Regions from separate parts of the Mus musculus genome. Here region 2 is linked to region 1. Evidence: chromatin loops called from intact Hi-C (ENCODE). Cell type or tissue: left cerebral cortex. All regions are shown on one strand. Each heading gives the region's core, and the rest is flanking DNA. Links, peaks and the distances in the headings are about the cores only.

Region 1 (16,673 bases), core at 5,179-13,178:
GTCTTGTGCATATAACTACAGCTGCTGCAAATACATGAGAGTAATCGCCATATCATGCCCAGGAGACAGCAGAAATAATAAAACAGAAGACAGTAAGAACACTGCACGTTCCAGAACTGCAGACTAGTGGACTAACCATCCAGAGCCAGCTCTCCTCCAAGTGGAGGAGCTCATGAAGGGCTCCATTCCCCTACTGGGGTGACTCCCCATAGCCAGGTTACTCTGATTGGTTGGTTGATTGATTGATTGATTGATTGATTAACTCTTCACCTTCAGGATGCTCACGGCTAAGCCAAGTCCCTCCCAATACAACTATTTTCAATTTCAAAAGGGGTAATGTGTAAAACCGAATTGTTAAGGGCATTGTGATAGAGAAAATGAAGAGCTAAAGTTGTCGTTTCTGGTGGATCTCTTGTGCTCTATTCACAAAATTTGCATCATGGCTAGGAGCTACGCATCACAATGGAATAAAAGCTTATCCCTAAAAAAAAAAAAAAAAAAAAAGGTCTTCAAGGTACCTTGGGGACTAGCTCCTCAGTCATCAATAAAGGAAAGGGACAGCTTTGGGGGGGGGGGAGTTAGTTAATTCCTACTGAAAGGAAACAAACCTACAAAGAAGAATTTCCAAGAAACAGTGTTATCTTAAATGCCATTAGCAAGGCTATTTTTCAAACAGTAGATAAATAATTCAAAGTCCTGGGACTTAGTGCAGAGAGGAGACAGGCTTCCGACACATGACAAGTGACTCAGTTCACCTTTGCACAGTACATCTTCCCTTCTCTAACGTAACGAGGTGCTTTAACTTACTAGTCTGATAAGGGCCATATGGGCATGAAAGTGGGTGTCTCCTTGGGTTCTTCTCTTTTCTCACGGCACTGCTTTCTCAAGACCAGCGTCTGGGGCTGCTGAGCTCTCTGAAGAAAACGCCTGTGAGAAGCTCAAGTGCTATTTCTTAAGACCGGAAACCTGGGCGAGCGCTCAGTTTATTTCAATGAAGCCAATCGAGTTACCACTGCGTGAGGGCAAAGGCGGGTGCTCCGAGTTAACACTGTGTGTCTCTATGGGACCAACAGATCCACAAGAAGTAATGCTATTTGGAAGCCAGCCTTTATATACAGAAGGGCTTTCACTGTATCTTCCTACCGCTTCACTAATGAGTGGAGTTGAGCTGCTTGCCATTATGTGGCTACAATTTTACGTACGGCTTCTCCGAACGCAAGAGTGGATAACTGAGCAACACAAGCTTGGCAGCACCAATGCTTAACGCAACCCAAGGTGTAATGATATTTGGAGACAAACATAGAAACACACAAAGTCACCACCCAGGAAAGAATGTCACACTTGACTTCCGACAGGTTGAAAAGGAAACTGAGGTGGAAGGCCACGGCCCAAAGATCCACATCTGACGGGAGTTTGATAACACGGGCTCATCCACCCATATCAAGCTGGGCTCACTTGGGAGGTTGCCCTGTGCTGAAAAGTGTTAAAATGACAAGAGTTCCGAACATTAGAATTAAAATTTCATTTTCCACATGGTAGCCTATGAAATCAGTAAGGAAAGGAGCCAAACGCGCCGGTATCTCTATCTTCCTCTACACACGCCCACCTTCTCCCCGCAACCCCCGATATCATCACAGAGCATTTGGGCTGAAAGGTTCAGTGGAAGTAAGTACCATCATCAAAATTATATCGACTGTGTCTGAACGGAGAATTGATGGGCGAGCAGAAGACTACAGGCCTGGGATACAAATGTCTAAGCCGTCTCAGGCACGTGTCTAGTTAGGAATGCAACTCATTAAATGAGCAGGAATGCGCAGCATTGAGAGTATCGGCATCAGTCCCTAGGGCCTTCACGAAGGTTCTATGCTCTTTCACTGTGTGGCCACACCGTGGAGAGACTTCGGACCACAGGCCTGGACCTACTTTTTTGCTATCTTTGAAGAATGGTTCTTTTCTCCTGACCCTGGAGGTAAGTACTGTGCAGTCCTTCCCAGGAATTCCGAGGCAGGTAGAAGCAAATGGCCAAAAAGACGGGCAGAGAAGCAAATGCCCAGAGCTAGAGGAACAGAGGTCCCCTGCTTAATCTTGTGTTTCACACTATGCCTCAGCTTAAAATAATGCTACCAGGTACGAAGCCACAGGGAAACAGGCAGAAGACAGCGGAAAAACCTTTGAAGCCAGTAATGCAAAGCCAGGCAGGTGTCAGCCTGAATGTGTGCAAAGGAGGCCCGGAGTCACTAGGGGAGAAAAGAGCACACAGCCAGCCGACCCAGCAACATTTACATAGAACCAACCGGCTCCTGGATTACTGTAAGCTCAAATGTGTACACTGTCTCGAAGGGACAGAAGGGATTTGGGGGGAGGGGGGTGTAGAGGGTAATTTGCATTCTCCTCTGGGAAGCTGGGATGGCCTCTGGACTACAGTTCTCACCTCTTCACCCCCAAAGCATCACATGACTTCTAACTCCCTTCCCAGACCACAAACCTTCACTTCTGGGATGAAGTTTGAGTCATCTTTCCTGCCTCACCTCACGGCTGACATCAGCCCTCTGTCTAACAACCTGGTAATTCACATATTCGTCAAGCCCTGTAGGACACCGATTAGTAACCGATCCCTAAGAACGGGTTCCATATGGAAAAGAGGGGCGGTGTCTTCAGAGAAAGGCTAACGAATCACGCACCATAGAGTTTGCTGTTACTACCTCATAAAAATGTCCCACCCATGAAATTAATAGTGATACACGTCACCTGCCTAACTACTCAGAGAGGAAAGAGCCTGCCAGTCTACCATCAAAATGCCCTAGCAGCATAATTCACCCTGGGAGCAACTTGGATCTCTGCTTATCCCTTTCCAGGGTAGTGATGGTACCAACGTTCTTCAAGAGCCAGCCTCCCCCATCCTCAGTAATAAAGCAAACGTCCTACGGAATGTTTCACAGATGGCATGCATCACGCTGGATGTGAACGTGGACATAAAGGGCCTCAGTGTTAATAACCTAGATGAAGTCATCCGTTCTCCGTGACTGGACCAGGATCGGACCCTGACCCCGGAGCAGGGAAACTCTCACTGCTGCTCTGAAGGGGTGAAAGAAATGAGCACCTGCCCTTTCCAGGCAAGCGCACGCGATCATGAACGTAGACTCACACGCAGCCCTGTATCCATTAAGTCTCAGTAAATGGGTAGACGCTCAGCTGCTCTAAAATATTAGCGAGGTGTAAATACTTACCATGTCCTGGAGTACAGCTTTCATATGTATTTACCTGGAGTCCCTGAACTAACTTCTCTCTCTTCCCTTCCCCATCTCATCCATGCTTGTTTGGATTATCAGTTCCAACATAGGAACGTGTGAACTGACTATACCCACAGCTCTCAGCACACAGGCTTTGAGGTGCCTGGCTTCCTGCGAATACAATTCTCATCGGGTCAGACTTCCTTGCTTCAGGCACTCCAAATGGTTCCCCGCGCCCTAGCATGAAGTTCTCAGAGGCCTGCACTACTACCTGCTCTTTCAGACACCTGCTCCCTGCTCTCGCTTCCTCCCTCCATGCCACTCCGCTGCCTTTGGTGGCCACCCTCTCCCCTGCTCTTCCCTGTCTTCTCCTCCACCTAACTCCTGCTCAGCTTCAGCACAAGCATCCTTTCCCAGCCTCAGCTCCCACACGCACGGAATTCCAGGATTTGATCACATAACCCCTTCACAGCCTGTGCCTCGGTCGCCACCTTTGTCTCCAGTTAATTAATAATCACCGTGTGTTTACGTCTAGCTCCCTCGGTACATGAGCAGCTGCATGATGTTGAACCCATCTCTGTCCAGGATGACGACGCCCCAGAGCTGGACTATATAGATATTGCTAGGCTGACTGCTGCTTTAATCTCGTGGCGCACACTGAAGTATTGAGTCAAAAAGTAGACTAAATAATAAATATGCCAAGATTCATGCACTTCCCTTTTCAAATTATGTAGCTTCTGTGATTAATAAAATATAAAGTCTATGAAAAAACATGGCTGAGATCATGGTTTCCTTTTGCTGTTTATTCTCATAAGCAATAAAAACCAGAAACCCATCCATTATATTACTGTTATGTGGGGAACCCCAAAACACAAATACCCTCAAAGATGTTAGAGGCACCCCTTCCAATCAGACAGCATTTAATAAAACACTTTAGAGACACCCCCTAAGTGTGCTTATAGTTAATAAGGGACACTATTTCTCAATTTTTGTCAATAGCATAAGTCCCTTGGTATAGCAGAATACAACCAGCTAACATGCAGTAAGTTGGCAAGCTCTTTAGCTACAGAGTTCCTTCGGGCCATTCTGAGTTTACAGTGTCTCTGGAAGTTTCTGATTCTAATACTCACAGTGAATTATCAAGTGTCCCTGGTTTGACTTTGTTAATTGTACACACACACACACACACACACACACACACGTCATAATACCTCTTTTCTCAGCCACAAGGTTTTTGTTTGCCTATTTGTTTTAATAGCATAGGGGTCAAGAGACTTATGCATCCTATTTCACAACAGACAAAACAAATGGGCACACAGTCACCCTCAATCAAACACATCAGTAGTTTCAGAGACTAGTTTTCAGAATTCACATTGCTTTGCGAATTCGTTGACCATCTGTTTACTAAGTTCCCATTCATTTACTAGAAGTGGGTGCTAGGCATCCCAAGGTTAAAATTCCTGCTGTCTGAACTTATCCACCACCAGCTACCAAATGGTGACCCCACTGGGATCATAAGGTACTGTGAGAAAGAGACGCCCTTAGAGCTTTGGTTCTCACCTGCCTAGTCCTTCGACCTCTCAATACAGTTTCTTATGCTGTGGTGCCCCCAACCATAGTCATTTTCATTGTTACTTCACAACTGTAATTTTGCTACTGTTATGAATCATATCGTAAATATCTATGTTTTCCTGATGGACTCAGGTGACTAGGTGAAAGGGCAAATTGCATAAACGTCAGGGAGGTAAGTCCTCCAAATTACGATGTTCATCAGAAATTCAGTGTGCCATCCCTCAACATAGAGAACCCCACATCTACAGACTGGCAGCCAAGACACAAGGCAAATACTGGGGTGGGTTTCTTTGCTTGCTTATTTCTTTGCCTTAAACAAAACAAAGTCACCCATCAGTGCTGAATCTCATGGTTTTAAGTACAAAACCATTTGGTCTGTAGCTCAGTGATAAATGCTTGCCCAGTGCATGTAAGACTGTAGATTTTATCCCCACACCATAGGATAATAAAGGCAAATTAAAATTTTAGAACTCTCTCAATGACAACATTCAACATTTTCATTTTTAGAACACCAAGGTCCACAGGTCTGACTGAAGTGTATAAGACTTTATGTTTACGTGTGAGACAGACTATGAGACAGATAAACACTGTGACCTTCAAAACAACTTTAACAAAGTTATCAAACAAAAATAGCACTGGAGTAATACGCTAGAACCAGAATTTCCTTGCATTTGAAAAACAAATACAGTGAGTTGATATTTTTAAAAATTCTTTGGGGAAAAAATTAATCTCCCAAGCTACACAGCAATTTTAAAATAGAAATGAATGTCTTGTCACACTGTGAGTTGCTCTTAAGCTTTTTAATGTTTTATAGTCTGGGCCCTTGCTACAGTATAACTAAAAACGATCACCAGGTGATTTGTCACCAGGTGATTTGTCACAACTTGTCCTAAGATGAAGAGAAAGAATCCCAACTTATTTCAGGAAAGGGGGAGTAAGCTGAGGGCAAGAGAAACAAACGCCTTAGCAGTTAAGAGCAACTACTGCTCCTGCAGAGGGCCAGAGTTCAGTGCCTAGCATGCACATCAGGTGGCTTACAGCTCCTTGTAACTCCAGCTCCAGGGGTTCCCGTGCCCTCTCTGGACTCCCAACAGCACTTGCTCTCGTGTGCACAAGCATACACATTATTTAAAAATAATAAATCTTTTAAGAACGGGAATAAGAGCTCGGATTCTCTCGAAGTAGACAGTGTGTGAGTTACACATTAATGAAATAACAAGTCAACCCAAATTTGAAGTTCGATTTCACCATATTTTATAAGCAATAAACATAAAAGTTAATGTTCGCTGATACTTGGTGCACAATATCAGCTGCTATGCTGAGACTAAATCAGATGATGTGTACAGGTGTATACAGAATGTCTCTAGTGCTATTGCTATTACTCCCATTTAGGAAGTGAGAAAACTGAGGCTGACAGAAGTCAAATGGCCTGTAAGCACACATGATCAATGTGACAGAACCAGAAGTCAACCCCAGGTATTTCCATGAACGGGGGTGTTTTTCAGTCTGTCATTCCTGAACCTTCTGGCACAGTAATTTAGTGTGTGCTTTTCCTACGGAAAAGGGCAAGAGTTTTTGTTAATTCCTCAAAGCCGAAATTCCACAAAAATCACAATCCCACAATTCCATGCAGTGTGCCACATCAGTACCAGGGTGTGTCCAGGAGCTTTTACACCCCCTCATCAAGTTTTAAGTTTTAACCCTTTCTGCTGCTGGGGTCAGGGAGTCACATGACTTTCTTCGGGTTTTGCCTCAAAATTTCCCGGGCCAGTCAAGACTGTGCCCCATCATCCCCTGGTAGGCTAATTCGTGCCACAAATTTCAGCCCTGTCTGTTGGCATCCAAATCTGAACTTTCAAAAACAATGACCCAAACCACTTGGCCACTCAACTCGGAAGCACAGAGTAAGTTTCAATCAACCAACCTTCACTGCCTTGCCTGGAAAATAAGATATCATTATATCCACTTCAGAGAAAGTAAGACACTGTCACTCTGGGGTGAGGTGATAAGTCAGCTATACAATCAGGACCAAGAATGAGAACTTACCCACCCCCATCCCCCACATCTTCAAGACCTTGTGAATGCCATGTTAGCTATACAGAATCGTTAGACTAGGACAGCCAGTTACCCAGAGCCAACATGCTACATCAAAAGGAGATGTACCCAGGAGACAGCACTACTCTCTGCCAGCTCCTAGGGTGAGTGTGATGTTCAGCAAACTCCTGGACTATGACTTAACTCAATCTGGAACTTAGAGCTACCCAAAATTCCAGGCCAGAAACAGCACTCGTGTTGGAATGAACTTAACCTTGAAACTCTCCACTTTTAACTACAGAAGTGAACTTCTAAGGAAGGAAATGCATCCAGGTCTCACAACTCAGGAGCCAAAGAGTTCTAGAAAGCAGAGTTCCAGGCACCTGCCGAGATCCCTGAACTCCCACAGCATCCAGAAAAGGATCATGGCCAGAGATTTGGCCAACCACCAGCCAAGGCTCCTTCCATCTTTGCTTGGCTAGAACTTGCCTCTGCAAGATCCGGCCTCTACTTCCAGGCTAGATGCCCAGGGGGCTAAAGCCAGGACCCCGGGCTCTGTTTACTTCTTCTAAGGACAAAGGCAATTGTTTCCTACTGCTAATCCCAGCAGAGACCGGGGAAATACCAGTCTGGCACGGCGGAATTAATTTCACACGGAAGACTACGCTAGGGTCATGTTTTATTTATGGTCCTGTCTGATCAAGATGATTTCTCCCACAAGAGATGTCCAAAGCAAACAATCTTAAAGACTTGGAGAATCTTCCTTTCCTGTCTTCCAAAGTAAGAGGGGAAAGGGGCGGAGGGGGGCGGGGGTGAGAAGAAAACCAGAGATAGCAACCTAGTGGATTACAAAACTCGGTGTGTCAGGAAGAGACCGATAATTTTTGGATGCACAGCCTTCGAAGAAATGAGGCTAGACAAAGTCCTCTGAACAAGACACATCCTATCCAGATTGGTGACAGCGCTCCTCTGGACACTGAGTCCAAATAGGAGCCGGCGCGATAGGCTTAGCATGGGGAATCTTCCTCTTCCCCAGGATGAAAGGTGAAGCGACCACCAAAACCACCCACGGGCGACTCCAGCGTATTCTGGTCTCTGACACCCCAAGAAGCAACTCCACAGTCACCACTCCCACCAGCGTCAAACGCTCCAGGTCTCCCGCTCCATCCAAGACCGCAGTGATTAGCGATTCCCACGTCTAAGAATCTGGATATGAGTTGTGGGGACAAGCCAAGCTTTCAGATCACATTCAATAGCTAAGGACCCAAGCAGATACAGACATGAAGGGATCGATCGGCTCAGTGACACTTCCAAAGCACACGGTCGGGTAGCCCATGTAGACAAGCGCGCGAGGACAACCACTAGAAGTCAAGGACCCACAGAGTCTCCTGACAGTCACTATCCCAGGCTGTAGCAGAGCACCTTTAGTTCCCTCCCCTCTCCAAGACACCAGCGCGCACGCAAAGGGACCTAAAGGGCCCCTACAGCCGGGACCTGGAGGGTGTGGGATGGGACAGACTGAGCCCACCTCTTCATCCTGCTCCTCTTGGGATGCGCTGCTGACCTGGGGCACCGGCAGCACCGCTCCTCCCGGGTGCGGCAGCGGCAGGGTAGGGACTCCACGCTCCAGAGCCACGCGCGCGGGAGCCCACGCGGCGGGTAGCCGGGTTCCCAGGGCGCCGCCCGGCGGCCGCGGCGGCTGCGACCTGCAGGAGAAGCGGCTGGGCTCCCCTTCCTCCGACAGAGTTTCCGAGCCAGAGGATGACTCCGCTGAGGAAGCGCCCTCCGAGGACACGGCTGCCGCCGAAGAGACTAGGGTCCGGGCGCCGTGTCCGCTGCAGCCCCGGGGCACGGGCTCAGGCGCCTCGGAAACTTTCTCCCCCATGTCCCTTTTCGGCCCAAAGTGCCGTCCGAGGGGTGGCGGTGCGCTCGGCGCCTCCCGAAGAAGCCCCGGCTGCTCTGCTGTGTCTGGATCGCGCTGCGGCTCCCGGGCTGCGGGGAGCGCCGCCGGCGACTACATGACAGAGGTTGGACCACAGGAGCGCGTCGCCAAGTTCACTGCCGCCGTGGCTCGGCTGCTGACATGGACTCCCGCGCGCGGGGCCATGCCCACCGCGATCGGCGCTCCGCGCTGCGCCCGAGCCGCCGGGACTGCGGCTTCTCCCGCTAAACCTGCCTCCGGGACGGAGCGGAGGAGACGGGCAGCCCGCGGAGCCAATGGCAGCGCAGGCGCGCTGGTGGGCGGAGGCTGCGGAGCCGCTGGCCGCGCGGGCGTCAGGTAGGGGAGGTGGGGCCAGGAGCGGGCCACCCGATCCCGCGGGAGCTCTGGGTGCGCGGGGCAGCCCCACGGCGCGGGGATCCACAGGGCCGACGCGGAGTCCGCGGACTTAACTCGGTCTGGGACTCAGAAATGGGTGGGGGAGTGGCCGTCTGTCCTTGGGACGTGGGTGGGAGATGGCTGAGTGAGGCGAGACCTTGGAGAACCGGACTTTTAGTCTCCAAAAAGTGAAATCGGGGAAATTAGGCGGGAGGATTCGCGTGAAAACGGAAGCGCGCGGCCAGTCACGCGCAAACTCACGCTCCCACCCGTGTGCAGAGAGCGAAGTCCGTGGTGGGTGGAGAGAGGGGATCCAAACGCAGCCCATCTCCAAGCCTCTTTCTGGATAAACCTCTTGGGCCTCAGTTTCCTCAAATTGTAAAGGGAAGCGTCAACACCGATGTTGTCTGGCAATAAGACTAGATAGAGCAAAATAAAGTGTCAGCAGAGTTCCCGGCTTGGACACAAGCCAAGGTCTCCAAAGATGATTTTTCTGTATTTCTGCTTAGAAACTAAAGTTAAGTCAAAGACACGCGCTTGTGACAAAGGAAGGAAACAGCTGATGCTCTGTGTTTAGGACCAGGCTTTATCAGAACGGTCTTAGCAGCTCTTTGCGGTTCTGCCGCTGGGCTAAGGGACATTCCTAACTGGCTTTCTCTAGCCCTGCATAGGCACAACGCGGCCGACCTGGGGCCTCATTTTTCCTTTCCTATAAGAACAAGGAGAAAGAGCTTCCACCAAAGCACCAACAGAATAATCACCTTAACCTTTGTGGTGTCTTGGATCTGCTGGGAAGCCAGTGCGGAGTTAGGCAGCGAGAAATAAATGAGTCCTACTTGCCTTCAGCTCCAGACCCGTCTGAGCTCCACACCGTGACCCGAGGTATAAATTCAGCCAGCTTCCATTCCACAGACGTTGATTGAGATGTGTGCCAGTTGGTTGCAGGGGATACAAAGATGAATACGGCAGGTCTCCTGCCCTTGAGGAGCTTGTGGTCGGGGGAGAGATTGATATTGCATAATACCGCCTCATTATTCATGTTTAAAAGCTCTGGTAAGTGCTACAATGTGCCGTGGGAGAAGAGGGGAAGAATTACACCGAAGCCATTGCAGATCTTCAAGCCGAGGAGTCCTCCAGAATTTTACATTTCTCTCTGTCAGAACAGGTCTGCCAAGGGTCCTTGAGAAAAGGACTGGAGTTGAAAGCCCCGTTGGCTAATGAGCCCTTTTATGCTACCTTAGTATTTACAAGTGATAATGGGGGCGGGGGGGGGGGTGCTCATCTAGTCTGGACAGGCGGCTTTGTCCTGAATACTTTCCGACTGCCTCTGAAGAGGGAAGCTGTAGGATGTGACCCTCTGGCTGTGGATAGCTGTCAGAGTTGCATTGTGACACTTCAGAATGATCCAAAGGGAAGGGAAGACCTGCTGAGGTAAAAGGACATTCAGGAGACTTAGCTAAGTGGCAATGTAGAGGCTGAAGAGCGCACAGTGGGGCGGCCTGAATCCACCCCCTGGGCTTCACAATGACTTCCCTCCTTAGAGTACTGGCCTTTATCTGAGCCCCTATGTGGTTGATTCAGCACAGGGGAACTGAAATAAAGATTTAAGCAAGCCATTCACATCAAAGAAGAGGAGGGATTGCCTTCTCAGTTCGGGAAGGGTGCAACAAGGACATGGTTTGAATCCTAACAGCTAAAAAAATGGCAGTTCCTAGAGCCAGGGCTCTCCTGCGCTAAAGGCCTCAGAGTCCTGGCAGAAACCGAATGAAATACTTTAGGGATGAAGACACAGGCCAAAGAGCTGGTCAAAGGTCACACAGCAAGTGAGCAGTGGCTCTGTGGTTGGTACTCTGAAGTCTGCCTCTCAGAACAGTTTTTTAATCAAGGATACACATATGTGACTACTAGACTATAAATAACCACGGAAAAGGAATATTGTCGCCTTGGTTCATTATGCAAAAAAAAAATTTCCCTTTGGTCACATTTTTTTTTTAACTCACAAACATTTATATGACACTATGTGCCAGGCAACATTTTAAGCACTGTGCAAAAGCTATTATATACTCAATCCTTGTGTTGATCCAATAAGGTAGTGACATTTTTTTTTTGGTCTTGTATTACATCTGTGAAATACTGAAACCTAATGTTAACACAGCTAGCAAGTGTTAGAGCCAAGATTCAAAACTAAACAGTATTCATGTTCTAAACCTGTCCTTTTCTAAGTCAAGTACTAAATACTATTTGTTAAAATTACAAACACTGATCCCAAATAAATACATTTTACATTGCAAATTGTGGTACACATATATGCACACAGATGCAAAAAAAAAAAAAAAGCCAGTTTGTGATTTAATGCCTTTGTTTATAAACAATGCAGCCTGAAATTTTTATTGAATTTGTCCAAAAATAACCAAGACAGTTGTGAGTTACTAAGTGGGATTCACCCTCTTCAATAAAGCACACTCTATCATCACACTTGACCACGTGTGTCTGAGAAGGATGACGACTATAGTTTAAGCTGAGTTTCCAGATAAGAACCGGACAAACTCAACACCACACGACTATCAATAGAAGAGGGTCAGAAGGTCAAAATGGTTCCCCGAAATTACCCCAATCAGGCACAGAGGCAAATCCTTGGATATGGATAAACTGCTGGACCCAGGTCAGTTTACATGTCTAAGTCCTGCAATTTTCCTATCTTATTGAAATATAAATTCCTTCCTATCTTATTGAAATATAAATTCCTTCCTATCTTATTGAAATATAAATTCCTTCCTATCTTATTGAAATATAAGTTCCTTCCTCTATGACTATCTCCAAAAGAATGTTTCAAAAATGTCTCCAGTGTTTGATACTTTGGGGCCTGAGGAGAGGGAAAGCACACACACACACACACACACACACACACACACTGCAGGAGGAAATTAAAGACACAGTCATGACACCTGGTAGATAGTAGGGCATCCTCATATGAGGAACCATGGCATCCACAAAAGATGGTCGAAGCACCTGGCTCTGCTACTCCCAAGGGCTTAGCACCCTACCCACCACACATATGTCCTTTGTGCACTTGCATCCGATTTCTGTGGCGTGCTCCTAAGTGATGGAGCCATGGCCTCTGGAGCTATGTGGTCTCTCCCTGGCTCTGCTCTGTGGGTAGGGCCAGGTGAGAATGTCAACTCTGACTGGCAGATGAATGATGTTCTAATACCAAGGCATCGCCCGCGTCATCGACTCCAAATGCTGTGGCCTTTCTTCCAGGCATCAGGTTTAGGGCTCAATAAAATAGAAATCAGGTCTTCTTTCTGTAAAATGAGATCATCATAAACTCAGAATGAACCTTTTTTTGCAAAATCACAGTTAATATGTTCCTAACTATTTAATGCACTGCAACTGTTAAATATCAGCTTGTCCTATGAAAGGTGATGGATTATCTACTTTTTCTGGGTTAGTTTTATATGAGCTGTTAATGCTGGGCTTTGCTTCTTCCATCAGGGTGAAGAAATGCAGTATTAAGAGAGTAGCATTGACCAGAAGGCAAGTGTATACACACACACACACACACACACACACACACACACCACATACACACACTATACACAATATACACACAGCACAGGTAGGGATGGGACCTTCCTCTTCTCTTTTGTGTCTAGGATCTAAGGAAGGAAGGATTGCAGTACAAAGTTCCAGAAGGTGAGTAGAAATTTTTTTAAATCTTGGTAGGAAAGGCCTGGGAGAAAGGGTAACATGTATTGCAGGTATCAGGGTCTCTCACCTACAAGGTGAAAAGGGTGGAAACTCCAGTTCTGTTAGCGAATAAAAGCACACCTTTGATGAACCAATTGTCTGCAATCTGATCTATTGCATGTGTGCCAAAAGATCACCAGAAAAGCAAAAATGCTGGTACCCACCCAATGGTGTGGGACTCTGCATTGTTATAGAACTGCCCCAAGTGAATAAACCTTGCATATTTGAAGGCTGAGGGACTGTCACAGATGACCCTCATTTGAAAAATCAAAGAGATGTTGTAGGAACAAATTGCATGCCTCCATGGGACTCAGATAAAAGTGACTTAACTGCAATTGGGGCTCCCTGGATCTTGTTCTACTCTCCTGGAGATCAGCCACCTTGAGGCAGCTTAGCAGCTGGACAGGAATATGCATGAGCTAAAAACAACTGGGAAAACTGAGCTAATGCAGAAACAAGCCACAGACAGCGTCCCCAGAGGGATTCTGTTCAAACAAGAGCCAACATGGTGACCTACTTCCCACAGAAGATCCCCACCTTTTGTACTGGTCTTTCCAAGATGAGTTGTCACATCTGGGATTTTTGGTTATACTTTCAGCATGAAAATGCGCTTTTATTATCACTCTTCAAAAAAAAAAAAATTGTCCAGGACTCTCTGCTTGTTGAGGTAATAGAAGACAAGGAAAAAAAATGTAGTCACTCCTTTTTGTTTAGTGTAGTGGTTTGCTTTCAGAGTCAAATACTTTCTGTCTTAAATAGGATTTCCATTGCTATGAAGAGACACCATGACCAAGACAACTCTTAAAAAGGACATTTAATTGGGGCTGGCTTACAGTTTCAGAGGTTCAGTCCATTATCATCATGGTGGGAAGCGTGGTAGTGTGCAGGCAGACATAGTGCTGGAGGAGCCAAAAATTCTGCATCTTAAAGGCAGCCAAGAGAAGGTTCTCATTCTACACTGGGAGGTGCCCGAGCATAGGAAGCCTCAAAGCCCACCCCACTGCCCCCACCCACCCACCCCACAACACAGTGACACATTTCCTCCAACAAGGCCACACTTCCTAACAGTGCCACTTCCCATGGGCCAAGCACATTCAAATCACCACAAATGTATATTTTAACCCTTTTTTTTTCTTTCAGAGAGTGTAGTCTGCCAAATAAACATGATACAAAAATCAGAATGTGATCTCTAATCCAGATCTGCAGAGAACAGACAAGATTCCAAAGGTTTTAGAACAAAAGAGAGTCAGAAAGCCTGGGTCCATTGGTTATTACCCACAACTGCACATTAGACTCCCTCAGGACCTTTACAAAACCCTGATGCTGACTGACACCCTAGAGATGTTTAGTTGGTTTAGGATATGACTTAAGGACTTAACAAGTTCCTAAATGGGGAGTGATTAGTTTTAGGGCTGAGGTAGTAGAAATAAAAGGTGAACCTGGAATAACTTTACTCAAGAATTGTTCAAAGAAAGACTGCATCAGAAGGTGGCAGGTACCAGTTTTAAAAAAGGACATTGTTGTGGCCAAGGCTGGGAGAATTTGAGCTCCAAACATTGATAATGTTGGGTTTTAAATCACAGGATAAATAAATATCCATGAATCTGAATTCATAATTAATGAACTATAAAGTAACTGAATGTGTAGGGTATTGTTTGTTGGGAATTGTACCTACCTACTGTGTGAGATGCTAGGTTTGATCCCTACCCCTGTGGGGATCAAATATCTGTAATCCCAGTATTTGGGAAGTGAAGGCAGGAAAATTCATACTTCAAAGTTGTCCTTAGCTATGTAGCAAGTTCAAGGTCAGCCTAAGACATGTGTTCACTGTGTGGAAACAAAACAAAACTATGCAGACAAGTAGAAATTTCTGAAAAAAGAATAAATTTTATTGGGGAGAAAAGCAATAAGAGAAATAGAACTAAGCACAGCAATAATGTGGGAGGGGGCAGGGATGACAGGACTAAGAAAGTCTACTAAACTGATCAGGTAGAAGTCTGAGGACAATAGGATTAAAATAGACCCAGTGTTCTGCAGCAAGATGGCCATCAATACAAAATGGAAGCTAGTGACTTCCCAGTGGAGAGGACCAGCAGACACCAACCTAACCTAATGTAAAATGAGCATCACTAAGACATATGAACATCCTAAGCCTGTTGCTAGGATAAAAGGCATCATCTCTTGTGCACATAGCAAACATACATAGCCTTACTCTATCATGAGAGCACATGACAAACGGAATGAGGGGCATTGTAGAGAACCACCTCAAAGGTATTCAGGCCATGGAGAAGAAGGAATGTGCAAGGAACTGTCACAAAAGTTCAGAAGCTACAAATAGGAGACCCTGAAACAACAGAAAAGGACATTAGAGGAGAAATTAGTAAAATTTGCATCGAATGGGTTAGGGATATCAGGATCCTTGAAGAGCTCTTGAGACTAAAGCTGAAAGAACTCCCTGCTGGGAACCAAGAATCCCCTAAAGTTGGGCTGCAACAGGGTTATGCCCTTTCTTTATAGAAACTTTGGTTCTTATGTAAAATCCACCATGTGTAAAAATTTTATACTGTTTTATCTTTCACTTATGTCATAAAAGGCATGCAAGGGCCTGTTGCAGGTAAGAAGATAAAATGAAACGGTTGGAGACTTAGCATCATGAAAGATGGGGGTCTCATGAAAGCAGTGCAATGGACCAGAAGCTCTGGAGTGAGTTTGCAGAAACAGTCCCAGAACCTCAACACAGAGCTGGCAAAACAGGCAAGCGCTGCTTTGGAAGACTCTAAAACCCAGCTGCCTCTCCACCATCTGTGCCTGCAGTGTAGGCCCTGCACTCCTTCAGCCTCTGCACACAGTCACTTCTCTATACTTCCATCTCTGTGTGTGCATCTGATTAGCAGGACTAAGTCAGATGACTGTATCCCGGAGGCAAAGGAAACTAAGGCGGGGGTTTCACAGTCTATCTTGTTAAGACAGATTCACACCACGGGGGACCATCACCATGCAAGGGTGTCAGATTTGGTGAACAGGAAGAACCAGAAGAATTCTGGTTCCTACAGAGCTCCAATCCTGGATTCACTGTGCCAGATGTCTAGACAGCAGGTAGATGTGGGCCTGAGCATCCGCTCCAGGAAGGCTGCTCCCAACAGCTCACTAAATATCTCATATTAGAGTGGTCATATACTGGACACAATCTCCATTCCAGAGACTCTGAGCTAAAATGTTCTTGTGCATTATGTGTTCAACCTCCTTAATAATCCCAATTCAAGGATATAATTCTCATATTACAGATAAAGAAACCTGGGCTGAGAAATTACATGATTTTTTTTCCCTTCAAAAGTACAGTGTAGAATAGGGTTAGGGTTTAATCAATGTTCTGTGTCAAGCCCATATTCTCCCTAATATTTTGAGTTTTTAAGCAAGCCAACCCATAGGGCTGTTGACGTGGCAATCACTTTAGAGACCATGAAAATATAAATGCTTCTTTTGGGGAAGATCATGTATAACTATCAGATCTCAAAAGAGACCTAAGATCCCCCAATTTTGATGAACTACTGTGCACCTCAAAGTTGTAGCAACTCAGCTGATGATCAAAGGCAGTGGATATGGGTGTACTCCAGATCAAATGTTTCCTTTCAGTGTGAGGGGAAAAAAAAGCCATATAACTTGAATTCTGTTAACAAAAAAATTATTGGGTTTTTTTTTTTTTATGTTTCTGTTATCTAAGGGCATAGCACCACACAGCAGCTTTCTAGACTTTTCTCATTTTCCATAAC
Region 2 (16,673 bases), core at 3,716-11,715, 310 kb after region 1:
GGTTTCTTTTTTTTTTTTTTTTTTTTTTTCCTGCTTGAGGGCACTCTTTATCATTTCTTTCTGACTGGTAAACTATTCCATTTTTTCTATCTGAAAACATCCTTGCTTTTTCATCCCTCTAAATTATTTTTCTGGTCCTATAGAGTCCATAGTTTTCTCAAAAATATTTCAGCAGAGATAGCATGGTATCTACCATCTACAGATGTGTGCTAGTCACAATCTCTGGTTTCCTTGGTTAAGACTGGAGGAACTCTAAGCAATAATAAACACTGGAAGGGTAGTTCATTAGAATTTTAAATATCTTATTCAATAGTGTGCTTCCTTCCTGTTCTGGGCTGATAGCTCAGTCAGAGAGTAACTAACAGGCATGAGGACCCCAGCTTGAACCTCCAGAAGCCACATCAGAAAAGTCTAGTGTCAGGACTGATGAAGTCATGGATCTTGGAGTAGAACTTACAACCACAACTTTACTAAGCTGGCATAATCCCTAGCTACATTCTAAATATTTATTCTTATACCCACGGATAAGTATAGGTCTCACTCTTCATCAAAAGAAAATAATGAAATGTCTCCCTGCAACAGATGGAGCCTATTACAGAAAACCACAACCAATTCAAATGCTGAGTCCAAGTGATCATGTGGTGTGCAGCCCCAACTGATACATCCAACCACCCAACTCCTGCATTGAAGGCTCAGGGACCATAGCAGAAGAAGGGGTGGAAAGATCACAAAGAACTAGAGGAATCCGAAGTTTGCTGTGAGATTTTTGTCTCCAAGAAATGTCAGAGAAGCTTCACCCATGAAGTCTCATCAGCATGGCTGCCTAAACAAGACCTGAACAGTGAACACACCAATGTGCATGCTCACCTGTACTGGGGAAGGCTCATGGGACTGAAACTCTAGACAAGAAACTATAGGCAACTAAGGAATAGTGAGAATGGGAGGAACAATGCTCCCCAGGGAAGAGCGCACCAACTCATTATCCAATACCAAGTGGTCAGCCCTGAAATCATATAAATACAGGTACAATTATGGGCTGGGAAAGCCTGAAAATTTAACAGCTTGCAACACTAAGACAGGAAGGAGGATCATGAGTTCAGGGTGCTCCTTGAATATAGAGTGAGTTCTAGGTCAGCCTTGGCAGCCTAGTGAGACCGGTCTTGAAAATTAAAAATGTTTTTTAATTGCTTCATCTTGTATTTTACTTGTGCATGTTTTGCCTGCAGGTATAGATGTGTGCCACATTGCATGGCCTGGTGCCAGCAGAGTTCAGAAGAGGGTGTAGGATCTCCGAGAACTGGAGTTACATGACATTTACAGGATTACTGCCCTGTCAGTGTTGGGGACTGAACACTGGTTCCTCTACAAGAGCATCAGGGCTTTTAAGCAGTGAGTCACCATTCCAGGTTTTAAGAAAGGGTCAAGGATGTACTACAATGGAAACATTTGCCCGGTGTGTGAAAAGCAAAGACTCTCCCCACTCAGCCTCACAAAGCAAGCCTGAGATGACCTGCAGCCCAATGCCATGAAGTTTAAGCCTGGATGAGCAGACCACAAAGACAACCTCTTCGAGGTGCCACATAGAATAGGTAGGGCATAGCCCTCCCAAGATCACTCCAGACATCCAAAGGCATCAGGTAGCACTAAGATGAATAAGAGGTGGAGAGGTGGAAGAGAAGGCGAAGCAGAGGGATGTGTGCACAATGAAGAGAGGCAGAGCTGGAGACAGGAACATGGCCTCCTAAGGCCATGGTAAACTCTTCACCTGTGTTTCCACCAAGGGCCATGTCTGGCTCTGCAGCAGTGTGGATCTGTTACCACTAAAGGCTAGGTAGACATTCCTGGTCTGGGCTGCAATGTTGATGTCTGAGGGCTATACAGAGCTAGCCCTGCCCCTAAGCAGCTGTAGTACTTACCCAGGAAGCAGAGCAGAGCTGGCCCTGATTGGGGCAATGGAGAGTGTAAGCATGAGAAAGCTGACCCTGCCACTCACCTACCATGTGGTGGCATAGGCAAGGGAGTGTTGCCCTCTCCCCTCATTCCTCCCAACATATGGCAGGTGGAAGAGCTGTCCCTAGGGTCAATGAGAGTAGGGTGCTGGCCCAGGCCTCTACCAAGTGTAGCACTCCTGAGAGCAGGCCCTGCACCTCACCTGGGCAGCACAATAGACCTGACCCTGCTAGAGGATCCAGCAGCCTCTCAAGCCCCATCCCTTACAGGGCATGAGAGCCAGAGAGCCGGATGCTGGTGAGCTTGTCCTGGAGGTGTGGGTGCATGAGAGCCCAACCCCAACATCCGCCGCATCTACAAACTGCCGCCGTGCATGAAGGGGCCAGTCCTAGAGATCTGAAGCTGCAAGATCCCCATGTCACTGGGCAACAAAAGATATCTAAGAGGAGTCCCAGTGAGGACCCAGTATTGATAGTGTAGCAGGAATCAGATATCCTCAAACCAGGCCAATGACTCATTGCAGTGAACATTCACAAGTAAAGAAGTATAAGGGTATACTGTGGGACACACTGGCATAGACTACAACTTCCCCAAGGGTTTTTTTTTTCCTGTTTGGGGGGTGGGGGAGGTTGTAAGGGCAGAGGACAGGTACTTGAGGGTAGGGAGATGAGTGGGATTGGTGTGCATGATGTGAAATTCATGGAGAATCAATGAAAAAGCTAAATTTAAAAAAAAAAGAAGCAATTTCTACAAGCCCTGAAAATACTGAGACTGCACAGAGAGGGAGATGGCCTAGAAGTACCTTTTATTGTTAAAAATAACTGGTGGTCCAGCTATGTGGTTTAGTAGTATGCAAGCACCTGTTTTGTTCTGCTGCTGTGTGAACAAGCTATAGAAACAGCCCACAGCAGCACCTCAGTCCAGGCAGAGCAATGGGCTCCCTTTGACCTGCATCTCCCTACTTAATAAAAGATTCTATCATTTAATAGAACAGAAAGGTCCTCTGAGCTGCTCATGGATACCATCTCAACGGCCTCTAGAGAAGCTTTATGCAAGCTGTTGGGAGTAATCCTTAAAGGATGGAGAGTTTCGTGATTTTTGTAAAACCCACATAACTACTATTTGTAACTGGCAAATTAAAAGAAAAACATCTTAGGATAAGGCAGGATTCAGTTTAAGGTCTGCTTTCATTAGAACATCCTACCGAGTAGCAAGAATAGAAAGAGATTTCACTCTCCAGTAATTACCAAACATACCAAAAGAGTAAATCTCAGCACTGCTTAAATGTGTTCATGGTATTAGCTGATGGCAAAAGACTGTGGGTTCCAAGTGTCTTAGTATCCATTGTCTCTTGGTATCTCTGTTGAGAGAATTCTGCTGTCTGCCTCCATGCCACCATGTTGTAGGTAATTCCCGGACTTTACCTTATTGTTTTTAGATCTTTTGAGAATGGTTTTACTCTACAGTCAAAGCTAGCTTAAAACTCACTAGATAGCCCTAGCTAGACTAGAACTCATAGTGATTCTCTTGTCTCAGCCTCTTGTATACTAGGATTACAGATGTAAGGAACTACATTGGCCTTTCTTAGGGTTTATATTATGCATTTTACCATAATGGAATTGATCAAGGAATTTTTTTCCAATCCTTTTTGGCTGTCAATTCTTTCTTTCAAATTACTAATTCTTTCCTTATCTGTGTCTAAATTACACTACAACCCATCTCTGAGATTTTTAATTCAATGAGTCTACTTTCCCTTCTTTAAAGTTTCTACTTACATTTCTTACTTCAATTAAATAAGTTATTTTTTTTCTGTTGGTACTTCTACATGACTGGGATAGTGGCAGAGTCTCTTAGCATGTGATCAATCTGAAGTTGTCACTTTAATTTTTCACCATGACTGGGAATAGGATTCCAGGCACCTTGATTTATAACATACAGACTTGCAAGAACATGAACTTAGGACCTCTTTATTGTTAGAATCACCATGGAGCAGGAGAGATGGCTCAGTGGTTAAGAGCACTGGCAGCTCTTCCAGAGGACCTGGGTTCAATTCCCAGCATCCACACAACAACCATCTATAACTACAGTCCAAGGGGATTCAACACCCTTTTCTGTCATCCCTGGTCATCAGGCACGCATGCAGTGCACAGACATATATGCAAGCAAAACACTGTACATGTGAAATAAATAAATAAATCCCAACCAAAAAAGAGAAAGAAAGAGAAAGGCCATAACAGGAAAAGGGACAATAGGAAGTAGAAACCTGAAAGACTCTGTATGCTACAGAAACCACAATTACATCGTGTACTCTAATCACGGGTACAACGTGGCTTTGAAGCTCCAAACTCTTCAGAGAAAACTTTGCCCAAGAGACAAGGTGTTTGATCTTGTGCATAACAGCTCTGAAGGAACGATTTAGAGCAAGTAAGCCAGCAAACACTAAACAGCTGGATGCACGGTGGCCTGGCGACCTCGGGACTGGGCTGCAGGGAAACTGCTAATTGGAAATAGAAGATCCGTGTGGTCCTTCAGACCTGGCGTGTCAAGCTGCTGTTCTATTTCTCTTCCTGTTTTCCTATTGCAGGGGAATCGAGTGAAGAGAACTTTCAGCTGGTCAGCAATGCCAAAAGGCTAAAGGAGACTGGCTCTCTCAGTAGCCAACATGCCACAAAGAGAAACGTGCGTGGTCAGATGGAGATGTGGCAGAAGGCCACAGGCTACAAATTTAGTGGTTTCAAAAATAAAAGAGAAAAAGCAAACCCCACTCAGATAGGTACACTAGCATCCTAGTCTAGAGCAGCCTTAGCGCTCAACTCCCCTACACCCTCTACAGCAGCTACCATAATGAGAGTCCACAAGAATGAAGCAAACTGGCCCATCTGCACTGGCTCAGCGGCCTCCGTGTTGGCAAGCATGGAGAACATCCTATATAAATTATAAAAAGAGTATCCCTCTAGGGATTCAGCTCTGTTGGAAGACTGTTTGCTTAGCCTGCGCAGGGCCCTGGGTTTGATCCCCAGTACTATATAAAATCTAGCATGCTGGTGCATAGCTATAATCCCAGCATTGGAGGCAGGAAGCTATAATCCCAGCACTGGAGGCTGGTGCATAGCTATAATCTCCAGAGTTAGAGGCAGGAAGATTGGGAGTTCAAGGGGTGCTTAGTTGTCCTCAGCTACGTATAGAACTCAAAGGCCAGCCTAGCATATAGCAGACCCTGTCTCAAATAAATAAACAAAAGAATATACTTTGAGAAATACTGTAGTACAAATTATTTCCACATTTATAGTGGATATTTCAACTTAGCATTTAAATGAAATAATTACTGACTAGTGGATGATTCTCATTTCAATGCATAGATTAAATTTCTACCATTGGGGGGAAAACAAATGGAAAATGAGGCGAAGCTGGATTCCACATTACCCACGCATGGAAAGAACTGACTGTACAAGCAACTTCCTCTAAGGCTCTCAACCTTGGTCACATAGTCTGTCAACTGAGGCACTTAAAAAATACCAATGTCTGGGTGCTACCCCAAACCAATTAAACTCAAACATCCAGAGGGGGAGCCCTGGTATCAGCAATTTTTAAATGCTCACCAAGCAATTCCTATTTGCAGTCAAGGTCAAAACCCACCAGCTCTGATGAAATCTGAGGGGTTAGTCCTGAGAATCAACTGTCCGCTCTCAAATGGCATTCGGGCCCGACCTCAGAAACAGTTAGGCATCTGACACAAAAAAAAAACCAAGAATCGTGCTCGCTTCGGCAGCACATATACTAAAATTGGAACGATACAGAGAAGATTAGCATGGCCCCTGCGCAAGGATGACACGCAAATTCATGAAGCATTCCATATTTTTGTGGAACAACAATATGAACTAGCCAGCACCCGGGAGCTCTTGTCTTTAGCTGCATATGTATCAGAAGATGGCCTAGTCGGCCATCACTGCAAAGAGAGGCCCATTGGACTTGCAAACTTTATATGCCCCAGTACAGGGGAACGCCAGGGCCAAAAAGGGGGAGTGGGTGGGTAGGGGATTAGGGGGGTGGGTATGGGGGACCTTTGGGATAGCATTGAAAATGTAAACGAGGAAAATACCTAATAAAAAAGAAAGAAAGAAAGAAAGAAAGAAAGAAAGAAAGAAAGAAAGAAAGAAAGAAAGAAAGACCAAGAATCAAACAAAGCACCAGGAAAGCAAACTCCTCTGGGATCCACAAACACAGACTCTGCAGGTAGGCCTTCCTGCAGAAGCCAGAGCGGAGAGATCGTCGCAGGGATGTGCGCCATTCCATTCTCTGTCAAATAGTGGCTAAAGCAGAAAATTAGCTCTGTCGTCATCATTGATTAAGCAGTATTTTTCAAAGCCTCCAGTCATCAGTAAAGGAGTCCTACTCAACAGATTAACAGATTATTTTAGTGATTAGCTAGTGGTTTTCATTGGGTTAGCAAAGTGCCTTATAGATGCAGTGCACCCAGGCATGGGCTGCAGCTGTGACAGAGGCAATATCTCCATGCCTCTCCCTGACCTGTGCCTGATAGCCCCAGGACCAGGAACGCTTGAAGAGGATGCATAGAGCCTGGGTCACTGTTGTCATTACCTCATCTACTTCCTTTTACATTCTAGTTGGACTTAACAATATTCAGCGCTCTTTCTCTCTCTCTCTCTCTCTCTCTCTCTCTCTCTCTGTGTGTGTGTGTGTCTCTCTCTCTCTCTCTCTCTCTGTCTCTCTCTCTCTCTCTGTGTCTCTCTCTCTCTCTCTGTCTCTCTCTCTCTCTGTGTCTCTCTCTCTCTCTCTCTCTCTCTCTCTCTCTCTCCTTTCGCTAAGGAAATAAGCACAGTAGCATGAAACTTGCCTTCTCTAAATCCTCTGCGGTTGGTGAGGCATTTCCACACGCTTCCTCTATACACCTCCCCTTTTCACATCATCAACAACGCAGCCTCAGCGAGCTGGGCTGTACCAGCCAGGCAATTTTTCAGGTGCCAACATGTGCCTTGAGTATGCCTTGGCCAAGGCAGTGGCTGGCAGCCAAAGAACCAGGCAGGGACACTTCATTCTTGCCCTGAATTCGAATTCTAACGCACCAAATCTCTTGCCCGCCCTGCTAAAAAAAAAAAAAAAAAAAAAAGGTCCACTCCTTGTAGCCCTTAACAATTCCCTCTGCAGGCAGCAGCAGCTGGAGATCATGAAAGACAGAGAGCTCAGGGCCCAGGAAGCTGAAGATGCAGGTTTTTATAGCCAGGAGACCTTGAGTGAGCCATTTAACCTCTCTGACCTTCTGTTTTCTCTTCTGTAAAATGGAAATAAAAATATCCATCCTGTCTTCCTTAATAGATTGCCGTGAGATCGGGGTGGCATGATAGATGTAGGGGCTTTGCAAAATGTTAAGTCCCAAGTTTTATCTTTACAGCATATGATCCCGGCTCCCCTGAACACCATTCTTCATGACAAAGAGAGCCGTCAACATCAAACACACACTTGAAGGGCCCCTCTGGGGACGAAAGTTCTCCTTCCTACTGTCTGACTTACTGATGGGGATAGATATTCCCAAGGCATAGCAAATTCTGCTGGCCTTGGTCCCCTGAGAGCTGTCACAGAATATATGACAAAAAAGCCCAGAAAAGATAAAGGGATTAAAGGGATCAAAGGAAGAGGTTTTGTTTTAGCAAAGGCCTTTTCCATAGAGGTTATTAGAGAGGACAGACTTCCTGATCACCCCTGATGCTTCACATGGGGTCCCATGTGAGGCCCATTCAGCCAGAATGACCTCTATGGAGAACTCACATATCCTGAAGAACCTAGCTACCTGGATTTCAGTTTGTCAGTTGTACTTGGACAGGCAAAACAGGCCAGAGAGCAAGAACTTCACTGGTGTGGGAAGCAGTCAGAGGAGAGCGAGATGGTCCATCGGTGAAGTGCCTGCCGAGCAAGCAAAAGAGTCTGAGTTCAGAAATCCACGTAAAAAGCCAAGAATGGCCCCTGTGCCTACAATCACAGTGCGGGCTGGGAGGGGATTTTTGAAGGGATGCTGCTCAGCCTGTCTAGCCAAGCAGCAGATTCCAGTCATGGAGAGACCCCTGTCTCAAAAAGTAAGAGCTACAGAGGAAGGTATAAACATTGCCCTCTGACCTCTCCCCAACTGAAGAAAGCACCAAGAGAGAAAGAAGTAATGGGAGGGGGGATGAAGGGAGAGAAGGGAAGGGGGGAAGGGGAAGAGGGAGGGAGAGTATGTTAGACAGAAGAGCAACAACAGGAGTTACCCCAGCCAAGGGATGGCTGCCTTACAGTTAAGTAGAATGAAGCTGGGCTCCTAGGAATGAGTGTCACATTAAACAAAAGATTCAATGTGGAAAGTGTAGCCAGTACAAATGCAGCTTTTAAACATTAATAGAAGGAGAGGCAGGCACAGTGGCTGGGCAGGCCTCCCACTGGTTCGTTCAAGAAACTTGATGTGTAGTGACATCTAGTGGCATCACATATGAAAGGCTGCTGAAGTTTTTTTTTTTTTTTTTTTTTTTTTTTTTTTTTGAGTGGATGAATCAAAGTTTGTCTATATCTACAGGACAGAGAGCAGCCTTTTGTAATTCTCTGCCGCACTTGCTCATGCTCCAGGAACTAGAACTTTGAGAAAACCCATTCAGTGGTCATGTATGGTAGTGGAAACAAGAAAGGGACCAAGCATCTTTGGGCTTGCTATATGTTTATTTTTATTTAAATCGGGGCATATCACCAGTTGTGTTCTTGAGTCCATGAATGTAGCTGCGAGAATGAGTGACATATGGGCCAACGATCTAAGACATGTTGCCTGAACGGAGAGAGAAGCACTAAAGGATGACGTCACGTGGAGAACATGTCCCCCTTTGAAATAACACTTTTAAAATACATTTCATCTCAAACTGGCTGCCATTCTTCCTTTTACCCGAGAACTTGCAAGGTTTCCTTAAAAACTGTGGCATCCCAAGCTGACCAGTACAACCTAAGTTTTACTGTTACACAGACCACCAGCAATGTGGGTTGACGGTAGCAAGCTAACACTTTTCCAGGGTGTCTCAGAAAGCTCAAGCTGTTCCAGCAGATAAGAGTCTGCATTTCTGAGACACCCTCTCCAATCAAGAAATGAGTAGAACTCTCTGAATAAGCCAGCAGTGTCAGGATCGAGTGGAGAGAGAAGAAACCTCCCTGGAGGCTGCCTGAAGCCCAGGGAAAGAGCGACCATATGGCTTCCCGTTCTTGTCCTTTGTTAGGCACGGTTCTCAAAAGGAATAGAACCAACAGAACATAAATACATTATCAAAGGAGAATTATTAGCTTGGCTTACAAACAACCTGAAGAGAAATCCCTTTATCTTTCTCCAAGCCATCCAACAATGGCAGCCTACATGCTGGCGAGGCAGAGGTGCCCAGAGAGGTTAGGTCCGTAAAGCTGGATGCCTCCACTCAAAATGGGTTCCAAACAGCCACCAAATCCCTCAAGAGCTGTGAGTATTCAGTCCACATGGAAAGAACAAAACAGCTGGAGTGTGTTGTCATTGGAGGATGGCAGCAGCAATGATAGGCAGACTCCTGACACTTTTGTTCTTGGAGGGCATGGGATGGTCCCACCCACTCCCTCTAAGACTGGGTCTTCCCCTCTCAATCCTCTGAATCATCCTCATAGACACACCATGTCTCCTTCATTGGTTCTAAGACCCACCAAATCAGCAGTCAAGACCGACACATCACACATTCCTTACTGAAAAGGCCTCCTGCGGTTTTGAAAAAGTGTATGCTCTCCTATTTGTTCAACAAATAGTTCAAGACCAAGATTATGAATACATAAAAATAAAACAAAATCTTCTCTGTAGAGTGTTTCCTTGTCTTGGTCATTGCATTTGTCATATGAAGTGGCTTTTGAGCTCAAGTTAGGACTACAGTTGGAGCTTGTTTAAGACTTCAAATCCTGTGTCACATTAACGCAAGGAAATATGCTTGTAGATCACCTTTTGGTACAATCTAGCTCATCCAGGCTGAGCTGAGTGCCCGGAAGCGCCTCCTAGTGTTCAGTAGCAATATCTGCACCAAGGACAAGCTCAGCGGCTAAACCATAGATACCATCCAGCCATGTCTACCTGGAATGTTCCAAAGCCTGATGGATTGGGGGAAGGGATAGAAGGGAGCTGGAGGCTGAAGAATCCTGTCACTGTTGTCATAAGCACACTTAACCTCAAGTCCAATAACCCCATCAGACAGGCAGCTCCCTGCCCTCTAAACTCTCCAGAAAGAGATGTTATCCCCTTAATTGGTCAGTGGGCGTATTCCTCCCATGTTCAGATGTATAGTGCTATAGCTATTAGGAAAGGCACCCTGGAGAACTGGACAGGTGTATGAAGTGTGCATGAGTTGATGCACGCTCTCATGTATGTATGTATGCATGCATGTATGTGTGAAAGCTTCCTCTCCCAAATGGCCTTTCCTAGCCGTCTACTACAAGCATCCCATCTGCCCTGCTCATCACCAGAGACCTTTTCTAGCCTCCAGATCTGATCTCCAGTCCTCGACACTGCCCATCATGGCATCAGATGGCCCACAAGAATTTCACCTTCGTGTACAGAACTGAACTTGCCCTCCTCTCTCAGATCTACACTACCCTCCTCCCAGACTCCAGCTCAGTTACTGACACACCATCACCTGCTCACTCAAGCAACTTTTCTCGCACGCCTCTCTCCGTCCAAGTTCTAACGAGTCCTGACCCTGCTTAGCTCCCAGGATCTGGAATGTTCAGAATGGCATGGCTGCACATATGTCCTTTCCCCTTGCTTCCCTCCAACCTCCCCTAGCCCAGAGAATTACCAGGCCCAACGATTCTTCCCTCCAAGTCCCCCTCTGCTGAACCTCCCATCCTGTCTCTATTCATGCCCTCAGTTCCTTCCCCTCCATTGGCTTTAGAACAGCCACCCAGCCTTCAGGCTCACCCTCTCTAATACGATGCCACAGTAGCCTTTTCAATCCTGCCTTTGCCATCCTCTTGACTGAATTCTTCTGCCCGAGAATTCCAAGCCTTTCCCTAACTTGGATTCTAGGAATCATCTCTAAACAACCTTCACGTGTCCTTCATGTGCCTTACCTATGCAGATAGAATCTTGGAACCTGCCATCCTCCTCTGCCCTCTGTATCCTTGTGCATGCTGCTCCCTCTGAGTATGATGCTCTTCCTTATGTCCCCAGATGTCCACTCACTCCCTGCTATACCGGTGGTTCTCAGCTTTTGGGTCTCAATCCTTTTAGGGGAGTCAAATGACCCTTACACAGGGGTCATATATCAGATATCCTGCATATCAGATATTTATATTACAATTCATAACAATAGAAAGATGAATGGTTAGGGAGTAGCAGTGAAATAATTTTGTGGTTGTGGATCACCACAACATGAGGGACTGTGTTAAAGGGTTGCAGCATTAGGAAGGGTGAGAGCCACTGCTTTGTACAGATTTGGTTGCACCTTCCTCTATGTTTATGAAACTTTCTCCTTTTTTCTGCGCCTCAACTTTCTGTATGTCTCATACTTCTGTTTTCCTATTCTTCTCCACTAGAGTGCAAAATCCTTAAAGGATATGTCGGTATCTTTAATACTCTTTTTTACCTCTAGCATTTGGCATAAATTTGGCATTGATTTAATGGTTCAGTAAACATTTGTTAAAAGACTGGAGAGAAAACTTAGTTGGCAAAACGCTAGACATAGAGTCATGAGAAGTTGCGTTTGATCCCCAAAACCTATGTGAGAAGTCATATTTGATGGCACACACTTGTAACCCTAGCACTGCCTGAGACAGGCAGATCCCTACAGTTCCCTGGCCCAGCAACTTGACCTACTTGGCAAGTTTAAGGACAAAGAGTCCCTGTCCTAACCAAGTGGACAGCACTTTCAGAGCACCCAAGCTGGACCTCTGGCTTACACACACAGGAATAAAATAAGCATTTGTTGAATGAGTCAAAATGAAAAACAGCCAATTGCCTGCACACAGCAGAGGGCCTTCTGAGTCAGAACTCAGACTCGTGAGTCCTACTGTGCATTCCGCAATTTCCATCATGCCGGTGGTCCTTCCTCCTCCTTCTTCCCTGCTGACTGGCATCCTCATTTCCCTCTGGGAAAAACCCTTCTCCATGAAGACCATATGGGAAAGTGGACTCGGTTTCCAGTTCCAGAATGGCACATTTCTATCTTAGTGATTGGCTCCAGCAGGGCATAACTGATTTGAGTCCCATAAGTCATGGGAAAAAAAAAAAAAAAGAAAGATTCTCCACGGGCTTCTCAAAGGCCCAGGAGGAACCCCCACTTCCTCTTCTGGACTCTGTCAGATGCAGGCCATGGCCAACTTCCAGCCTAAGAAGAAAGGAAATACCAACAGAGCTCAAAGCGCCCTGCAGTGATGGGGCAGGAGCCTCTGCACTCAGCTACACTGAAGTCCACACTTACTCCCAACTTCCAGTCTCACAAATCCAATAAACCTCTGGTTAAATCCTTTGGTTTTATGCTATTATTACTACTAATAGTGAAATGTGTCCCCTGAAACATACATTCAAGATAACACATGTGTGCATGTGCATTTGAAAAGTAAGGAGCCATCATTTTTGCCCTGCTTAATTCTCTGACAACAAACCATCTTCCCAGCCACCATTCCCTTTGCTTTTGAAATACAGTACAGTTGAAGGAAAATTGGAAGAGCTGCCATGGTCAGCTCAAGTGCATGACGCATCAACAGGCAGTGTGGTCACGTTGTGACAAGCTTGTCTAGAAGCTAACACTCCAATAAATAAGTTGACATGGGACTGTCAGAACTAAGTTCAGGGTCAAATTTTAACTACTCTTTACAGCCCCACACTTTCTCTCCTGGCCTTAAGCACTCCAGTCTATTGATATACCCATCAACTTCCTGGCTGGTTGTCTTTTTTTTAAAAAAATAAAAATAAAAGCTGTCAAATCAAAGTGGAAAGTCAAGGGAACATGGACGAACCCAGGCCCCATGAGAGTGACTGTGGAGCTGGCCAGAAACATCCTGTGTAGATCACTTTTCACTGAGGGAAACAAAATTCTTGGGGACCTTTGTGGGGAGATGCAGGCAGGGTTTCAGGGTGTACCCCAGGCTAGCCCTGAATTCCTGATCCTCCCAAGCGCTAGATTGCAGGCAAGGGCCACCACTCTAAGCTTCTTGGGGACTTTTGGAGTAGAAAAGAATGAATCAAGGAGGTGTTTGTAGAAATGACAGTGGGGTTGGAAGCACACCTGTCAAAGGTGTGATGAAGCCAAAGGAGCTCCAAGGCAGGGTCAGAAAGTAGACGGGAACTGTGCATTCAGCTCTGCTGCTGCTGAAGGAGTTGCTCCTGCCAATAAGCAGAAGGCCACCCAGCCCAAGCCTGGCACTGTGCGAGCCACAACAGCATGTCTGATGAAGCTGCCAACAGTCACACTTGGCCACCAGCTATAAATACAACAGCCCCTCACCCAATCCTAGTGTTCATCTCCTTCCATGGCACCCCAGGCAAACACACAGGCAAATTGCTTCTGGGCCTTTCCTTCCCTGGCCTCCAAGGTTGAGTGACGTAGAAACAGTCAGTCCATTTTCTCTTGCTATAATGAAATACCTGAGGCTGGATACCTTGAAGAGATTCATTTTGTCTATTTGTTCTTTTTTTTTTTCCATTTTTTATTAGGTATTTAGCTCATTTACATTTCCAATGGTATACCAAAAGTCCCCCATACCCACCCACCCCCACTCCCCTACCCACCCACTCCCCCTTTTTGGCCCTGGTGTTCCCCTGTACTGGGGCATATAAAGTTTGCAAGTCCAATGGGCCTCTCTTTGCAGTGATGGCCGACTAGGCCATCTTTTGATACATATGCAGCTAGAGACAAGAGCTCCAGGGTACTGCTTAGTTCATATTGTTGTTCCACCTATAGGGTTGCAGTTCCCTTTAGTTCCTTGGGTGCTTTCTCTAGTTCCTCCATTGGGGGCCCTGTGGTCCATTCAATAGCTGACTGTGAGCATCCACTTCTGTGTTTGCTAGGCCCTGGCATAGTCTCACAAGAGACAGTTATATCTGGGTCCTTTCAGCAAAATCTTGCTAGTGTATGCAATGGTGTCAGTGTTTGGAAGCTGATCATGGGATGGATCTCTGGATATGGCAATCACTAGATGGTACATCCTTTCGTCACACTTCCAAATTTTGTCTCTGTAACTCCTTCCATGGGTGTTTTGTTTCCTATTCTAAGAAGGGGCAAAGTGTCCACACTTTGGTCTTTGTTCTCTTGAGTTTAATGTTTTTAGCAAATTATATCTTATATCTTGGGTATCCTAAGTTTCTGGGCTAATATCCACTTATCAGTGAGTACATATTGTGAGAGTTCCTTTGTGATTGGGTTACCTCACTCAGGATGATGCCCTCTCTCCAGGTCCATCCATTTGGCTAGGAATTTCATAAATTCATTATTTGTTCTTAAACATCAAATAAAGGCTCAGCAGCAATGCCAAACCAAACTTGAAAAATAAGAGAAAAAAAATATCATAGTTCTAGAGATCCAGAAACATGGTGCTGGCCTCAGGTCAGCTCTGGGTCTCATGATGGATGGTGTCACACCATGAGTACATATAGAAGAGATCACATAATGAGACTGAAGTCAGAGAGAGAGCCATGGGTCAACTGTTATTTTGTAACAGTTTTTACATGAGGAAACTAACCAGGGTCCCACAAGAACTGTATTAACCCAGTCCAAAGGCAATAACCTCAGGGTTCCACCTCTTAGGGTTTCAACACTCTCAACATCATATCAGGGGCCAAATGTTCCACCAGAGAACATTTGAGGGACCAACCACATACAAGCCACAGCAGGGGACAAGCCATGATTGTGAGAATTTAAAGGGATATCAAATATTTAAGGTCCTTTCATGTGTCTGTTCAACCTCCTTGCATCTATCCAAGGAAAAGGGCTCAGGGGGGTGTAAGAAGACAAGAGCTAGATCATGTAGGCAACCCCTAGAGCAGTGGCTCACAACCTGTGGGTTTTGACTCCTCTGGGGATCAAATGACCCTTTCACGGGAGTCTCATATCAGATAGCCTGTATGTCAGATATTTACATGACAATTCATAACAGCAGTCAATTTACAGTCATGAAGTAGCAACAAAATAGTCATATGGTTGGGGGTCACCACAACATAAGGAACTATAGTAAAGATTCACACCAGTAGGAAGGCTGAGAACCACTGACCTAGGGGCTGGGAAGAGATGTCCCAATGCTTACTATCTGGTGGCCACTCATACGCATGGGCTCCAAAGAATGTCCCACTTCTCTCCTCAGATCATCTGCAAATCTATACATCCCCCTTTATTTTCTCTTAACCTTCTCTTCTCTATATATATCATCCCAACTCCCATTGTCTACACTATGGAATGTCCCTAGAGTACCCCTGGAGGAAGCAAAGAGAAGGACAGATCTGAGTCTTTCGAGTCTCCATAGCAAGGAAACTTGTAAAAAACCTTTCTCCAGCTACTAGTGACCATCCTTAGAACAAAATCAAAAAGTCTTACTAAGCTAAAATAGTTTCTGTCTTTTCAGGGAGCGAGAGGAAGCATCCTAGAGTTTTAGCAAACTTGATTTGGAAAGATGTCAAGCACATACAGGGTAGCCACAAACCATGCATGTGTTTCTGAATGGGGCCAGTCCCCCTTCTGACCCCTTCATACTAATGCCATGCTTATGGTCAATGGTCAGTTCCAAGCAAACAACGCTTTCACCCTAATTCCTGTAAGAATGCTTAGGAAGCCAAGGTGAAGCCTGAGGCATGCTGTTTAGCGATCAGCTCTGCACGTGGCATGGCAAAGCCAATATATGGGAAGTTGCAAGTGTTCCACTCACAGATCTTTCCCACAGGCCACCAGTGGAAAAGATGACAGCTACTTATCTCTGAACACTGGGAGATAATGACCTACCAACCTAGTATCTTGGCTAGCTAGCTATTGCTGTGCTAGACACCATATACCATAAACAACTTGGGGAGGAAAGCATTTCTATCAGCATACAGCTCAGTCCATCAGAATGGGAACTCAGGGCAGGAACCCAAGGCACAAACTGAGGCAGAGGCCATGGAGGAATCTGCTTATTGTCTTGCTCCTCACCACTCACTCAGCTTTCCTTTTTATACAGCTTTGGACCACCTGCCCAGGGATGACACTAGCCACAATGGGGTTGGTTTTCCCACGTCAATCATCATCAAGAAAATACCTGACAGCCCTGCCTAAGGTCATTCTGATGAAGATATTTTCTAAGTTGAGGTTCCCTCTCCCCCAGATAACTCTATCTTGTGTCAAATTGACAACAATCAATCAATAAACCAAGAAATAAATAAATGCATACATACATACATACATACATACATACATACATACATACATACATACTAACCAGAAAACCTAGCCTCCCTCGGCATCTGGGTCCAGACCTTCCTATCAGATTGAGCTTGGAAGTATCCCTCAAGGAACATAGCTTCATTTTAACCCTGAGAGACCCATAGGAGAGGACTCAGCCATGCCAGACCCAGGCTTCTAAACCACAAAAGCAAAAATAGCAAACAGGGGGATCCTAAGCCATGCAACTTGGGGAAATGTCATGCTGCAAGAGGAACCTCATACAAATACCAACTTTGGAAGGTCTTGACAAGGAAGAATACAGGAGAAAGCATTCAGAGGAGTTAC

Evidence for each region. A loop is a pair of places that touch in the nucleus more often than their neighbours do. Peaks named below come from ENCODE experiments on the same cell type or tissue, not always from the same donor. Only the 100,000 strongest peaks of a DNase experiment are listed, where the experiment ranks them.
Region 2: a loop joins it to region 1, with 3 times the contacts of the local background. A loop is called at or near these places in 11 of 42 quality-filtered maps.

Annotation. Positions count from the first base shown.
Region 1 is chr13:103,325,472-103,342,144 of GRCm38, forward strand. Mast4 (microtubule associated serine/threonine kinase family member 4) reads right to left here and starts at 9,021. Exons shown (of 29, transcript NM_175171.3): 1 at 8,365-9,021. The coding sequence starts at 8,721. In left cerebral cortex, for the core only: a CTCF peak has its summit at 8,523; DNase peaks (open chromatin) are centred at 7,988, 8,550, 9,050 and 9,717; H3K4me3 peaks cover 2,712 bases; H3K27ac peaks cover 1,285 bases.
Region 2 is chr13:103,636,223-103,652,895 of GRCm38, forward strand. All of the region lies in intron 1 of Gm30551 (predicted gene, 30551), which reads right to left. Gm24870 (a small nuclear RNA gene) reads left to right here and starts at 5,704; the gene lies at 5,704-5,810. In left cerebral cortex, for the core only: CTCF peaks have their summits at 8,398 (motif pointing left) and 9,976 (motif pointing left); DNase peaks (open chromatin) are centred at 4,816, 8,367, 8,626 and 9,988.